Linked DNA regions of Homo sapiens: region 1 is linked to region 2. A link is a loop called in an ENCODE intact Hi-C map of the cell type or tissue named here. Cell type or tissue: B cell. All regions are shown on one strand. Links, peaks and the distances in the headings refer to the core of each region. The heading gives the core; the rest is flanking DNA.

Region 1 (8,348 bases), core at 175-8,174, 110 kb before region 2:
GTAAGCCCACCCTGAATTCTGTCAGGGTATAAGTGTCTATTCCTCACTTAACTTGCAAAATATTCTTTTTCTTTTGCAATAAATTACTCGATGCTGCATCTCCTCTGCTGTGTGTCTCTTGTTTAAAGAAAAGAACCAAGGTTTCACAACAGCCATCAACAACCGGCTTATGAGATTCAGGAGAGAAGAGTACAAAGCATATTTATTTATCTTCTAAATGCCTAACCCCTTCCTTCCATATACTTATTTTCAACAAATATTTCTCAAGATAAATTTAACCCATTACAACATAAATTCTTGCCATACTCAAGGATTGTATTAAAGTTTGAGTATAAATGACTCAAACATATTATAGGCAGTGAGTGACAGTATAAAGTTCAATTTAAAATGAATTTTTAAGGGAGATCTCTCTGGAAGCCACTTTAATTAATTTATGACATTCATCAAAGTATATCAAATCACATGGAATCATTTCCATTAATTATTTTAAATAGGCTCCTCCTTTTATAAAAATGTTCACACTAATTATGTCTTTATTCTTAACATCTTTAATAAAGAACCAATTCATCTTATGCAAAATTTCCAAAACTTCTTAATTCCACCAATACTTTTTGCATTACACAATTTAAATGTAATTCCCTTCTTCTCTTTTTCATACTCAGTATGATTTATGGATACTTTAATTATAATGTAGGAACATGGATATGTAAATGCTAAAAAATGGAAACAATGTATACCAAATCATTTCAGAGGTTATTTCTCCGGAGAACAATGAAAAGGAGCGTAGGGAATCAAAGAAGACTTTACTGTTTTTGTTTGTCTGTTTTTGTTTTTGTTTTGAGACGAAGTCTCACTCTTGTCGCCCAAGCTGGAGTGCAGTGGTGTGATCTCAGCTCACTGCAACCTCTGCCTCCTGGGTTCAAGCGATTCTCCTGCCTCAGCCTCCTGAGTAGCTGGGATTACAGGCACGTGCCACCATGCCCAGTTAATTTTTGTATTTTTAGTAGAGACAGGGTTTCACCATGTTGGCCAGGTTGCTCTCGAACTCCTGACCTCGTGATCCACCCACCTCAGCCTCCCAAAGTGCTGGGATTACAGGTGTGGGCCACTGTGCCCAGCCGAAGACTTTACTGTTAACACTGGTATGTCTTCATGGGCTAAACCATATACTATGAGACCAGAAAAGAAAGACAAGTAGCCAGAGGACAGAAAGAGAAAACAGCAGCCATAGTACCCAGCATGACTCACAAGGTCTAGCTGCATATATGGCTCTTTGGTTCTCTTTCTGGTTGAGCAAACTAGAGTGGATTTATGTTACTGGCAATCAAAAGAATCTTGCCTACATCTATAATTGATAATACACTTAGCTGGACTTAGCTTAGTACATATCTTTTCACTTCCCACATCCCCACTGTCATCTTATGTCTCTAACCACATGACTTCCTCCTATCATAGCAAACGGAGAACAGAAAACTTAGACTGAAAAAGCGCCCCTAGTTCTCCAAATTTAATATTTTAGTTAATAGTATAAATACAGAAAACTTATATTCAACATACCCTGTTCAAAGCTGCTAGGACCAGTTTGTGAATATCATTCTTGAAACACTGTTTTTTAACCATATTTAGCTTATGATGAAATTCTGTATCCTCCCTGGATTCTTCTGGCATGCCTAAATGCACAGATAAATAAATAAAGAAAGAATTTTCTTATAAACATTTGAGTTGAACAGACTGTTACTTTCTAGAAATTGTCATAATTAATCTCACAATATATGTGTTGTACTTTTTTCTAGTACATGTTTCCTTATCAAATAAATAACCAGAAATTTTAAGGAATCTATAAAAATAGTTCATCACTGAATATAAAATAAATATAATGTGTAAGAATGCTTACTGAATTTGAAGTAGCAAAAAATTACGATGGTGAAGAAATTTTCTGTAGCAAACAATCACTTTTTTGTGTGAGTAGGCTGTGCTTTAAGATGCTGGAAGATTTTTATGCAACAATGGACAACATGAGAAAAGCTCAGAGTTACTTGGACCACAACATAAAAAGGCAGAAATGAAATATAGACAAAAAAGAGTAGCTGGAATAATCGTAGCAAAAAATAAGATTTGAGTTTCAGTATTAAGGTGGTAGAGAACATGTCATTTTTTAGAAGTTCTGTAAAGGCTATATAATAGCATTGCTATTTTAAAAAATCATATTCTTTATTAAGCTACACTGTAGCTGAACTATGCTAAAAACACTACAAGTCAAAAATGTGGTAATGTAACATATAATTAAAATTATTATGAATGAATAATGTTTTCCAAACCTAAGATTATAGACATAAATATTAATAAAAAATCATTTATGATCTTCCACTTTAATAATCTGCATTAATGCAAACTGTAAGCTGGCTACAACAGGCTTTTCATTTATTTAAGAAGCATCTGAATTCCAATTACATGCCAAGGATTTTGTTAATGCTGGGAATACTATGGTAAGGAAGGCAGCCTTGATAACCACCCTCCTCCAACTTTCAGTCCTTATTTTAAAATGTACTCAAAGAGGTTCTGACATTCACCTCTTGCCGTGTGGTCTGGGGCAAGTCCCTTAAACTGTCTGTGTATCATTTCCAGTGAGCAAGACCACAGTAACTTCTGAGGCTGCCTATTACACCTTAAGAAGATGTGACCACTAAAACTGGCCTGAGTAGTAAAAACATCATGCTACATGTAATGGGTCTTATTTAACATCTTCCTTAAATTAAGACCAAATGAACATTCCTGTAAATTTCTTCTCCAGTCTTTGTTCTATCACTTGAGGTCCTACTATTCAAATGGATATAATTTCCTTTCTACATAACAGTCCTTTAGGTCGTGTGGACTGTAAATTTTTTTGAGAGCAGTATCCATAATCTCATCATCTCCCGATACCTTAAGGATTCTAGACATAGTGCTTTAAATACAACAGTTGTTCAGGACAAGATTGTTGCACAAATATTTATTTTAAAATGCCTACTCTGGAGTCAGCCTGCATAAGCTGAAAATCTGGTGCTGTTATATCAGGCCTGACCTTAAAAATCTCTACAATTCTATGCCTCAGTTTTGTAGTCCATACAATACCAAAATAATAATAATAATAATATCTGCCTCATGGAGTGCTGTTAGAATCAGAAGAGATAATATACTTAAAATACTTCAAACAATGCCTAATACTTTTTAAGTCCTCCATATTGTTTGGTATTATTACTGTTACTGGTTATAAGTAAGTAGATTTGAATAGAGTTTCATATCCCTTTGAGTCATCTCTTCTTCAAATAAAACAATCTCAGTTCCTCTTATTGCTCTTTTTGATGTGCTTTTATCTCCCTAATCACTCTCCTCTATATACTTCCCAATTTGCCTATATCCCTTCTTAAAGAATTTCACATTATTTCCTCTAAAACTAGCAGTAACTCAAGAAACAAGTCAAATGATATTTTATTAAAGTAACTGGGTCTTCATTATTATTTTCTTAAAGCAACCAGCTCAATGTCTATATAACAAGTTATTATAAAGTAGAAGAGAAAAAGTACAGTAATAGATTGAAAGAAACTTAAGATATATGCACTAGATGCAATATGCTATCCTTAATTGGACCCTAAATTATACACATTTGCCATAATGTACATCTTTGCCACTAAAAAACCTGAATATAATCTAGCTAATAAATGAATACATGTACACCTAGGTATCTCATAAGAACCTCAACTTAACATGTTCAAACCAGAATCATATTCAACCTCAAAACTACTGGAGTATTGCTACCATAGTTACTTGTTGATACCTAGAATGATACGGTACTGCACGGCATGGTACATTACGTTGGGTACAGTACAGTATGGTGTACTGTGGTAGTATAATATGTTAGCATACAGTAAATGATTAAGCCTTTACCTACTAGAAGAATGTACTTACATACTGATATGCTTATAAAATGTATTTTTTTACATTAAGTACAGTCCTCAAGTGATTATTTTCAAGGGCACCCATAATACATCTGATTGATTGTTAACTAACAATTTTCCTTCAGGATCAGTTTAAGAACAATAAAAGAAAAGAAATACTGTATTCAAAACTTGCTTTTGGACTAAAAGAGTATTATTTTATTAACTAACAGAAACGGTTTTTGAGTGTCCTTTGGTTATCTTTAAAACCCAAAACCTCCCTCAAAAGAATAAGGCTGTCAACTTTAAGGATAATCAAAAGGCATTTTTATTGTTTTTAATTACAATCTAAAAATAAAATTCAATAAAACATGCAATAATATTTTCAAGTAAAATTACATCTGTTACATTACGTCTCAAAACTAAGCTGAAACTATGAATAGGACACCATGATTCAATTTTTAAAATACTGATTGAATAGCCACCAGAGGACTGGGGGGCCCAGAAAAAAATGACTGAAGAAAGCTCTGTCCTTGAAAAAACTTTTATATTGAGTAATACTCTTATACAGAGAAACAAAATACCTATATAACTAGAGAAAATGATAGATTTAGGAAGATTTCATTTTAAAAGAACAAAGCAAAAATGACTTCAAAAGATTGGGAACTTCACAGAACAAAGTATCATCCCTCATACTTAGGGATCACGATGTCACATCAAACAGATCTCCCAACCATCTGTCCAATCTGCCCTCTCATCTGTGTTTCCATTGCTGGGTCCCTTCACTGGGTCTCACTTGACTACCATGGACCTCCAACCCAATCTCCTTGTATCTAGTCTCTCTCCCTGTCTATCATCCTCTGCACCACAATGCTATTGTCTTTAGTTGCAAATTTCGGTGTGACACTACAATCTGCAAACAATTTTAATAAACTTGGGTTGGCTTCCATTTTTAAAAGGCAAAAAATTTTTAGCACTGCATTCAAGGCCCTTTTCTTTGGGCCTCAGCCTTTCCTTCCACACTCATCCCCAAGCACTCCTCTCCTTATCCTCCATGCCTCACTCACCCCCGACCATGTGCACTTTCTTCTGCTTGAAATGTCTTCCTTGGCCTTTCTACCAGGCCAGCTCTATCTACCCTTCCACCTCAAATATTACAATCTCTGTCCTACTCCTTTGAAGAAATTATTTGTGCCTCCATCGATATTCTCAAAGCCTTTTATATATGCATCTATCATCGCCTCTCTCACGCTGCCTGTTAATTATCTATTTACACTTCCATCTACCTCTAAGCTCCTATAATAGTACAGTTGTGCTTTTTTTCCAATTCATCTTTTAAAGTTTAACAGCATCACAGTGCTTAGAACATAAGAAGCACTTAATAAATGTGTTGGATGAATACAGACATAGGTGTTTTAAAGGGGCTTTGGAGAACAAATAAGGTGATAACAGATGTCAGTAACAATTAAAGGTGGGTGGAGGGTGGAAGCCATTGAGGTAAATGAGTACAAGCCACATTGGAGAAAGATTAATTCAATCATAGAGTAAGAAAAGGATAGAAATGAAGGAAGAGAACAGGTATGAAAATTAGCTAATAGTACAATTCAAACAAGAGAAAAAAAGCTTGAACTCAGGTCATGGCAACAAAAATAGAAAAGAATTATCAGAGATGAACACCCTCCTTAAAAATAAAAGCTCCACATTTTACATTGTAGTTACTTTGTATAAATAAATTACTGAATTCATATTGCTTTCTTATAAAAATTAATCTAAGTGACTCTTCTGCATCATATTTAACCTCTTTTTGGTTTAACAGAAAGATTTACATTTAGTCGACAGAAACTAGTCTTTTAATATTTGCCTAGAATATTGCTATTTCATGAAAAATCAAAAATCCATTTAAATTGTTATCTCTTCCCACAATCAACTATGTAACTTACCAGGCACTATAAAATGTAAAATAGCTCGAAGCGCCTCCAGCTGCACTGGTAATGATGTCTCATGACGTTTCATAACTGTTAGTATTTTGGGGACCACTGCTGCCATTATATCCAGGGAAGTGTTGCTGGGGATATAAAATTGGCATGCTTATTGAAAGACTGATCTGATTCAATGGTATAAACACCAAATTGAAATAAGTACAGGAGGGCAGAACCAATATATTTTATCAGGAAAGACTATATGAAAATGCATTTGAAATCAGTAGTATGAGCATACATAATTTTAATTGTCTAAACTTTGAACTCATAAGATAGAATTCATAGTAATCCGGGAATTATTTCACTTCATAAAACTAACAACATCCTTCTGACCTACGATGGGTCAATAACAACAATCCCAGCAGGTAGGTGTTATTATCCCCATTTTCTACATGAAGAACTTAGACAGATAGAGGTTAAATATTCAGGTCTTATCACTAGAAAGTGACAGAGACAAGGCTGGTACCCAAACTTGTCTGACCCCAAGACAAGGCCTCTTTACATCACACGAACCTTCCTCTTCCAGATTAACATCACTGGACTTCTTATAAGGTATTTTTAATTATTTTTAATTTGTTTTACAGTCTTGGTTTCTCTCAGGTATTTAAGCTATTCTTTCTTTTACATATGAGCAAATGTCACTTGACTAGAATGCAGTAGGTACTATGAACTTTAATACAGTCAATCCTTGCTTTGCTTGTTAACTGAAACTTGTGCATATCAGAACCATGTTCTCACTTTGCATGGTTCTGTGGACACTGAGATACATTCCTTCTTTTCCAACTTAAAGTCCCAGTTTAAACACATCCCTCCATTGGAGCCTCCCCTCCTTGGGTAACCCCAGCTGAGTCCACTCTACTCTTACCATTGCGTCTTTTACACACTACTGCCACTGCATTCTGAGACTGTATTATAATAATCTGTTTACTTATCAGTCTCTCGACTCACATGAGTTCTGTAGGGGCAGACACACTGTCAGAGCCAATGCGGAATCTCCAGGGCTGCAACTGTACACATTTTACGTAAGAGCATGCAGCGAGAAACATTAAATGCCTTGCCCAGAATCTACAGAATCCTAGACTGGAGTTTATTCCGCTGTGTTTTTGCCTCATTTGTAAAGGTTTGCACACTTCCGGCCCCATTAAAATCAACATTTAAGATAAACTTTTCATCTCAGTGTTCAAAAACAACACTTAAATAAGAGAAATACAGCTTAGAAAGATATATAAACATAGATTAGTTAGACTGATGTTAAAAACAGTGTAACCCTACTTCTTACAAGTCTGCAGTTACGCTACATTTCATGCTATATGCACTTCATTTATTCACACTTAGTAACAGTATAACAACAATAGACACAATTTGTTGAGTGCTTAAAATGCAGCAGGCATTATCCTAATCCCTTTGTAAAAATTAATTTATTTAATCCTTACATTCTAAGCTTACAACTTTCAAAGTTGTTATTATCATTCCTCTTTATCAATGAGGAACGTGAAGTTTTAGAGATGAAACAGTTGGCTCAAATTAGTGGCAAAACCAGGAACAAAATTAGTTTTCACTGCAACTTCTGTGCCAATTATTTTTTTTACACATGAGAGTTCTGCCCACACCTACCACCCCTCACCCCCACCTCATCCCACCCTGCCCCACCACCATCCACACATAGATCAAAGGATATGGTCTCTGTTGTGCCACTAACCGCCAGCTATATAATCTTAGCATCTCTGCACTTGGACTAGATGTAGTTAAAATTTTCCCTAACTAAGGATTGAGAGCAGGAAGAGAAGACAAAGTTCATTCAGATGAAGGAATAATATATTCGTTGTGAAAGAGCAAAATTTAGCCATAAACTGATTTTATCTTTTATAACTTTCACACACACAATAATTAGAAAAACTGCTGTATGCTATGTGCTATACAATTACCACTTTTCAAAATATAGTCAACATCAAGCATCAGGTTCAAAAGCAAACCTTCAACATGTTTCCACAATCTTGCCATTCCTTTCAGTGTTCAGATAAAGTAAGTCTATGGTACTAGTGACACGAGATTACATTGCAAAATGCTTCAGTTTTCAAGTGTCTTATGTTTTTCTTTTTCTTTTCATTGTTAGAAATATGCTTGAAATATTGATATTCTACCTGGCCCAATATGATATATTCTGTACAAGTTAATGAATCTATATTACCTTCCTTCAAAAAGATGATTTAGCATTTTACAGCCACTTTCAGCCACTTCAGGAGAATGTATATGCTTCTGCATTAACTCCAAAACATTCAGGTGTATTCCTTTTGATAACAGTATTTTTCTGAAATTAACTGAGATTTTTTAAAATGTTACTTATAGATATGAAAGCATATTTTCATAATTTTACCATAAGCTTTAGAATATTAATATAGTCCAAATTTACAGGAAAGCATATACAAGAGCACACATAATTTATAGTTCATTGACA
Region 2 (8,348 bases), core at 174-8,173:
ACAGATGTGTGTGTCTTCCTTCCTTGAAACTAATACTGTTTCTGGTGAGCTTTTGCTCATCCAACTCTGTAATAGAAATCCCATATTCTTGCTATAAATAAAGGCCTTTATAATTTGTGACATTTACTTCTTACCTAAATATTCTGCAACTGCAGATCTCAGACTCTGGCTCTGTCACATGAAAAAAGTCTTCTGTGTGCTCACTGCGTCAGCATACTCTACCACCCTTTCTGTATCACCTCATATGGTAGGAGCTTACATAATTGTAAAGTGGTTGCATAGCAACCAAATTATCAAACACCTCCATCCCACTTTTTCTGTCTTAAACCCTCAAACAACTAGTGGAGCATTTTCAGTTAACAACAGTCTTTAATCAGAGGAGAGAAAATTCCAGGTTGCTGATTCAGTTATTTCTTTTTATTTACCTCTATTTTTATATTCACCCGGCTCGTGTGAAAAACAAAAACTGAAGTACTCACAGATGAGGCAGTGTTTAGCATCTAAACACACCATATGCCAAGGGATAGATGTTGTTGTTGCAGCTGTCCAAAGTTAGCCAGGTTAACACTGACAAACAGCTTCCCCCAGAACATGAGAAAACCACGGCCGCCTGCTCCTTGTTGGCTGGTGGAGTGAAACAGACTTTACAGTACACTGGATCAGCTAAACTGTGAATTACAGGTGAACCAAAGCCATTCTGTCAGTCATTCAAGGAAAAATGACTTCACTCAGCTAGAGGACACTCCCTTGACAAAAAAAAAAAAAAGGAAAAAGGACTTGAGAAATCATTGAATCAAGACCTTCCTTGCTCAGTTCAATTGATTTGCCTAAAGTCATAAAAACAGTAACTTAGTCGCAAAGATGTAATAAGGAAAAATCTTCCTACTTGAATTAAGGATTCCTCCAAGGAGGCAGCATGATACTGTTTTAAGAGCACAGGGCATTAAGTATAACCACCTTGGTTTACATTCTATTTCTCAATTACAAGCTACCACCAAGTTAACTTTTAGGGGTTTCAGTTTCCACAATGCTACCTTACAGCATTATTTGGAGAGCTGCATAAGACAATCCACATGATATTCATGTTACTGCACCTTGTGCAAGTTAAGTACATGTTAGCAATTATTATTATTATTATTCGGTGGTCTAGGAAATCCAAATTTGTCTGGTCCAGAAACAAACAAATTGTCCTATGTCTTCAAAAGAATGGAGCATCCTACATTCAATGGAACTGTAAAGTCAAATAAGCTTTAAAAATTTAAAACTATATCTAAATCACTGACTATTTGGTTTAAAATTCTGTCCCCCCTGGTTCTTGGATGACTATTCTAAGTGTTCAACAAATTTCACCAGCTCAAAACAGTAACCACATATAATGTGGAATTAAGAAACAAGAGTTTGTATTTCTACCTAAAACTCTCATTTGACCCTTTAAACCAGATTCCAGTTTTTTTTTGCTTTGTTTGTTTGTTTGTTTGTTTTTTGGTGGGAGGAAAGAGGAAGAAAATGAACAAAACAAAAATATATGCAGTATAAGAAACCCGGTCTAGTTTGAGCCTTGAGCCATGACGTAAACATTCTTTTAAAGAGAAGCTTCCATGATTAATTACTACAGTTTATTTTTTCCCCCTCTAGGAAATCAACAATCAACTAGATGTAACACTTGGGAGAGTTTATTTTTGGCTAGCCTAGTAATTATAGCCAGAACAGAGCAGGGCAGGTAGATAGGAAATATTTTAGAAACTATTTTATCAAAGCATCAGGATTTTCAAAAAGAACAAGGCAGGGGTTCCCTCCCACACTTAAAATAACAATGAAAAACATGGCTGCGGTTAGATTCTTTAAGAAAAAGAATAAGTTTGAGTCTTGCTCTTGGGCCTGGCCACGCTTATCGGTGTTATGCTTTGCATGTCAGATGCTCTCTTCTGTAACAGTCTTCTCTTTGCCTAGTGAGGAGGAAGACTCATTCTTTCTGCAACCTCAAAGAGTTAATCAATATGAACATAAATATTCAACAGATATCAATTGTCCTTTTGCCTACCTCTGTGATACCAGGAATATTTTCTCAAATGACTTCCAAGTGTTGTTTTGCCATGTCTGTAAAAACAGACTGTCAGAAGTGTCTGGATCAAGCAATGGGAGCAGTTAAATAGAGCTTTCACCCCTTTCGTCTTTCTTCTGGAATAATTTCTCTGACTCTCATGCATACAGTGCACACTAGCAGATGCTAGCGTTTTGGCGTTATCTGTGACCTTCTATAAAAGTTGCTACTAAGATGGGCGCAGCAGCTCATACCTGTAGCCCCAACTACTCTAAATGGCTATGGTATTCTCAGGCTAAACTCATTACAGTGTAATAATCTGCTATTCCAAAAATATTTATTTACTTGATAGCACAGTGGACCCTGAAAGGCATTGTAGGTCTTTTTGTTTGATTAATTGCCTGTTCACTTTGTTTTCAAACATCATCAATATAGAAGAGGAAAATGATATTAACAAAGACCATATAGTGCTTAAAGTATGTGAAGCTGGTTAAAATATTCCCAGTTGATATTTCTTTCTCTGGCCATATGAAGAAATTTACAGGCCAGTCATGGTGGCTCACATCTGTAATCCCAGCATTTTGGGAGGCCAAGGCAGGAGGATACCTGGAGCCCCGGAGTTTGAAACTAGCCTGGGCAAAATAGAGAGACCCCCCATCTCTACAAAAATAAAAATAAAAAGGAAATTTACAATTTTTGGCTAAGAGGATATAGTATCATGTGAGAGAACTTTAAAACAAACTTAATCCAGGCAGTGCCACCACCCTCTGCCCCCACCCATCTTCATTAGTACTGGATCAGGAAGTACTTTATACTCAGTTATCTTTGCTTTTCGGTGCTGTGACCTTGTATAAAAGTTGCTACCAAGCTGGGCGTGGTGGCTCATGCCTGTAGTCTCAACTACTCAGGAGGCTGAGATGAAAGGATCATCGCTTGAGCCTGTGAGGTCAAGGCTGCAGTGAACTGAGATGGTGCCACTGCTCTCCAGCCTGAGCAACAAAGGGAGACCATGTCTTAAATAAATAAATAGAGTTGCTACTACTATGTTCAACTGCAAATGTTAGATGAACAGTCATTTAAATGAGAATTGAAGCCCATGGTAAGAAAGACAGGAATTTTTGTGATGAATTAAGTAAAAAAGGTGGTTGGTTGAATTTGACTCACTAAACAATGGTGAGTCAGTTAGGAAGTTGAGGAATGTGGACAAATGAGGAAGAAAAGACCAATAAAGAGCAGGTACATATATAGAAGTGCCAATAATATCAGCTTCTTTTAGCCTAGTTTTTCCTAAAACTTTGGGTACTTAGTAAAATTGTTGAAAAGTTCATTTGAGAATCATCTGGAACAACAGGGATGAACTTTGAAAAATTATGTCAATTGAAACTTTATAATTCCACTTATATAAAGTACCTAGAGTCAAATTCATAGACACAGAAAGTGGAATGGTTGTTGCTGGGGGTTGGGGGAGGAGAAAATGGGGAGTTATTTTTTAATGGGTATAGAGTTTCAGTTTGGGAAAATGAAAAAGTTCTGGAGCTGGATGGTGATGACGGTTACAAAAGAATGTCAATGTACTTAATGCCACTGAACTGTACACTTTAAAACAGTAAATTTTACGTTATGTATATTTTATCACAATAAAAAAGAATCACCTGAAAAAAGATAGCAAAGGAGGAAACTGACTAGGATACAATTGAAAGAACCATGAGAAACAAATAAATATATATAGACCAAATTCCTATTATCATAGTCTGTTTTTACCTTGAAATGTATAGAAAAGTTCAGCAAAAGAGTGCCCCCTTGTGGACCTCTGCGAGGTGGCAACATGCATAATTAATCCTGAATGTCCCTGTACAATTACAAGGCTCTTTTGAATTATACATGCTTGCATTCCTCGATGACAGGGGCCTCAAAAGCCTCCCAAAAGTTAACTCAAGATCAGAGACTGAAGAAAAGGATGCTGATATATTTTGAAGAGATTTCTCTTAATTTCTAAGTTGGCAGAGTCAAGACTATTCATTTCTTGAAGGTTTTTAAAAGTTGAAGTTTAACGGTTGTTATGGAACTGCAACTTAGGATGTTTAAGTTCATGTTGGGTTTCTGGAGGAAGTCTCTCTACAAGAAAAAATATTTGGAGTGTTTTCTGTAGGGGATATCTTTGAAGATTAACCTTCATTCATCACTTCAATTTGTTCTGTTTCTCAGCAAGAATGACTTTTTCGTTACTTCTATTCAACTTTGCTCTTAATAAATAGAAAACTAGAGAAAAAATAAATATCTGTATGACTTCCACAAAGTGGTATAATGTCCTTCCACAATATGTATGTTAACACTTTTATTTCAAGTAGCTTTTTGATGATTATATAATTGTTCTTTTTTTTTAATCTACAGAATTTAATCAACCTCATATAGTGGCCAAGGAACATATTAAATAAGTTTTTCAAGGTCGTTGAAAGAATGAATGGGAAAGCAAGATTAAAATTCTGATATCCCACAGTGATGTTAGCTGGTTGCCAACACTGTTGCTCTACAAATGTAGTTCTTAAGTAGAAACAATTTTTTAGTTGGAATTTCTCAAGGTAATTCTATGATTTTGTGAGGAAAAATGACATAGAATTGACCAAAATTCCTTTTGCAGGCATAGGTTCCTAACTGTGAATATCCTGATTTTGAAGAAAACAGTAGATTAATTTCAACTGCTGGCAGCTTTCACTTGACCTTGCAAAGGTTACAATTATCCAGAAATCTCATACGTAAGTACCGTTTAGTGAAAAGTTCAAATTAAATATCTCTTTACACGTGGACTTCTGTTTCCTTAGGATCTGGAGCCTGAACCAGACTAGTATTGATATAATAACTGTACCTAGCTTAAACAGTTTGTATTGATCCACTCTGAGATGCTTTGGAGACCATTAGTCATAAGTTCACACTGTTATTGTAAAGCTTTACGAACCGGCTATTATCCCTTCCAGTTTTAACTATGTGGAAGTTTTTTTAAAAACTTTTAATTTTGCAACAATTTGAGATTTACAGAAAAGTTGCAAAGATAGTGTAAAGAATTTTTTTATACCTTCAATCAGTGTCTCCTCATGTTAACATCTTACATTATTCTGCTACATTTGGCAAAACTAACAGACTTATACTGGTACATCCCTATTAACTAAACTCCAAATTTTATGTAGATTTCACTAGTTTCTCCACTGATGTTCTTCTATCCCAGATTCCCATGCAGAATATCATATTGCATTTAGCCGTCATGTCTCCTTAGTCTTCTCTTCTCTGTGAAAGTTTCTCAGTATTTTCCTATTTCTCATGACCTTCACAGTTTTAAGGAATATCTATTTTGTAGAATGTTAGCAAGTTCAATTTTAACCAAGAAGATAAAAGTTATACACTAAGAATGTTTTTCTCATGATTAGACTGGAGTTATGGGTTTTCATATCAGGCAGGGGTATATAGCATCAACATAACTTATCACTGGTGATGAGAACCTTGACCACTAGGTTAAGGTTGTGCTTTTCCACTAGAAAGTTGCTATTTTTCCTTTCACTATTCTTTGGGAGAGCATCACTGAGTTCAGCCCACACTCAAGGTGGAAGGGAGAGGAGAGAATATCTGCATATGTTATTTGAAATTTTCTGGAAGGAAAATTTGCCAATTGTCTCCCATTTATTTATTTGTTCAATGATTTCTTTGTACCAGCACAGACTCGTGTGGTGTTTTAAACTTTGGATTATAATTCACTACCACATTATTTATTTCACTGCCCAAATTATTCCAGCTTTGGCCATAGTGGTTTCTTTCAGGTTTGTTACTGTGACCTTTTGACATGCCTTCATTTTTTAGGGGGTGGGGGGTGTTTGTTGTTTGTTTGTTTTCTTGCTTGCTTGCTTTTGAGCACTTCTGGCACTAAAAGATGATCCAGGTTCATCTAGTATTTACCCGATCCCAGCCCTAGAATCAATAATTCCTTCAAGGAGCTCTGATTGATTGTTTCTATTGGTGACTGATATTTAGAAAGCAAGATCTAGAGACTTAGTGTGCTCATTGCTATAGGGTGTCATTGCTTCTAGGCTCTCCCAGCAAACTGAAGTAGGAAACACATGTATGTATGCTAATAATACATATATATGTATATAATCACATCTATAATTATTTCTCTGTCTCTCAATATATATATAGATGATAAGTGGTTAGATAGATGATTAGTAGATATTAATAGATAATAGGGATTCCTACTGAAGTCTCTAACACTAATATATAGTACTACAGAGTTTATTTGAGTCTTCTGTTGAGACTTACTAAAAATCTTGAACTTTACTTCCTTTTATTAACTGAATATTTTTGGTATTATGTTTTATATTAGTAAAGGATGTTTCCCTATTAAGCTGATGCTGGTGTACTTTGGTAGCATAATGATGTTGCAGTATCATTCTCTATAAATCAAGCAAAAATGTCTTGATCCATGTGGCAGACACTGCTGATTATCTGCCTAATATTTCATCTCTTCTTCATTCCACAAATTTTAAGGACAGCACTGTGTCCAGTTAAAAATTCTCCTCCATAGACTCTTTTTAAGGTAGAATTGCCCCCATGTAATCTAGACTTACAAGATGCAGGAGGAAACTTCCTGTAGGAAGCTTGTGGGAATGTCATTGTTTTCGCAATAAAATTCACCTTTGCCCTTCATCCTGCTCTCCTCCTCCCATATGAGACATGCAAATGACATCTGGAGGTGGGGCAGCCATCCTACAACCAAGAGGATAAAAGACACTAGAATGGCAGAGAAGGAAGGGAGAAGGAGCCTGGTCTGATGAGTTCTGTTAGCACCATCTCTAATGCATCATCTTTGGTCTGCCTACCCCTAGACTTCTTGTACATGGGGAAAATGAGCTCATATTTGGCTAAGCCACTTCTGTCTGTTGTGTAACATTCAACACAGTAATCTAACCCCTTGGGAGGAACAGAAGGACATATTTTTTTCTTTATAAATTGGATGGTCCATTATTGTAATTATATGTGGCATAAAATGCCAGCCAGTGCTTGTTCATTATATTATGCTTAGGTGTGGAAGAGCATATTTCAGGTTCAAGAGTTAGTATGCAAAAAGATGAATGGAATTCAGACTACTTATTCTAAACAGCATGTTTCAGGATTAGCCAAAAGCTCATCCATACATACTATTTAAAGAAACAAACTTTGGAAAAACAAGGTAATTGTGTATGGGTCCTAAGGTCATAGATTAGTATCATAAGAGATTGATGTTCAGAATGTGATTCAATATCTTAAGTATATAGTCTAATAATTCTTGAGGTGGCAAGAGGGGATATGGGGTAGAAAGGGAGAGTAGGGGAGTGTCAGAGTTCATGGGAGAATATGCAGTGTGAAAAAATTAAAATTATAATGATTTTTGATCAATGTACTTAATTTTCTTTGAAAGTGAATAATGATAATAGTAATAGGCATATATGATACTCTGAGCAATATACTAGGCATGTAAAAGAATTATAACATTAACTTGTCACAATAATACTTTGCAGTAGCTATTCTTAGTATCTGCATTTAAAAGATGGGGAAACTCAAATACAGAAGTGTAAGATCACATATCTGGTAAGTGCTCATAATTCAAACCCAAATACGTCTGATTCCAGGATCTAGGTTCCTCCCAATTTCACTGAAGTGTTTTTTTGCTAAATAACTAAAGGAAGGTATAGCACTCCTATTTTATCAAAAGTCACTTTACAAAAGGGATTTTTTAAAAGTTGAGTAATACTGTCATATTCCTAATGAAAAATTAAAAGGTATGTTCCTACCCACCAATAGGAGTAAACCACATTGCTAAATGACATAATTTTGTAAATACATATAACAGTTTAGACTGACATTTAATTTGCTTGAGTCCGTGACCTCAGACCATTCAATATCACTAAGGCATGTTTTCTCAATCAAACCATAAAAAATGAAATATATTTGTTTCACATAAACTATTTGCAAAAGGAATATGTATAGTTATGCTACATTGCTCATAATTCATTTTTATGTGAAGTATTTTGATACCAGGCTACAAAGGGCGGGGAGTTTCACTGTCATTTTGATTTAGGAAATGCCAGATACCTGTGAGCTCAACTGACATGCATAAATTATGAATTATGAAATGCTTTAGAATGATTTTGTCATTTTTTTCTCCTTCTATTCCATGTATATGGTTTTATTCCTGAAAATTATTGGTTACTTAATAAATTGAAAAGTAGAAATTTCTATCAAACAATAAATAATTTTTCCAATATTTATGGTATACTCTTTTTAG

What was found. Peaks named below come from ENCODE experiments on the same cell type or tissue, not always from the same donor. Only the 100,000 strongest peaks of a DNase experiment are listed, where the experiment ranks them.
Region 1: it touches region 2 in a loop (5-fold over the local background); 2 of 110 quality-filtered maps call a loop at or near these places.

What each region holds. Positions count from the first base shown.
Region 1 is chr12:40,257,111-40,265,458 of GRCh38, reverse strand. LRRK2 (leucine rich repeat kinase 2) reads right to left here. Exons shown (of 51, transcript NM_198578.4): 12 at 8,082-8,211; 13 at 5,855-5,979; 14 at 1,558-1,670. Among named protein-coding and RNA genes, the nearest start is that of LRRK2, 36 kb to the right of the region's middle. In B cell, for the core only: no CTCF peak of the experiment used is centred there; DNase peaks (open chromatin) are centred at 1,398, 2,678 and 3,338; H3K27ac peaks cover 1,702 bases.
Region 2 is chr12:40,148,475-40,156,822 of GRCh38, reverse strand. It overlaps LRRK2-DT (LRRK2 divergent transcript), which reads left to right. Exons shown (of 9, transcript NR_186757.1): 7 at 4,680-4,794. LINC02471 (long intergenic non-protein coding RNA 2471) reads right to left here and starts at 584. Exons shown (of 2, transcript NR_146526.1): 1 at 480-584. In B cell, for the core only: CTCF peaks have their summits at 3,635 and 3,844 (motif pointing left); DNase peaks (open chromatin) are centred at 262, 762 and 3,832; H3K27ac peaks cover 795 bases.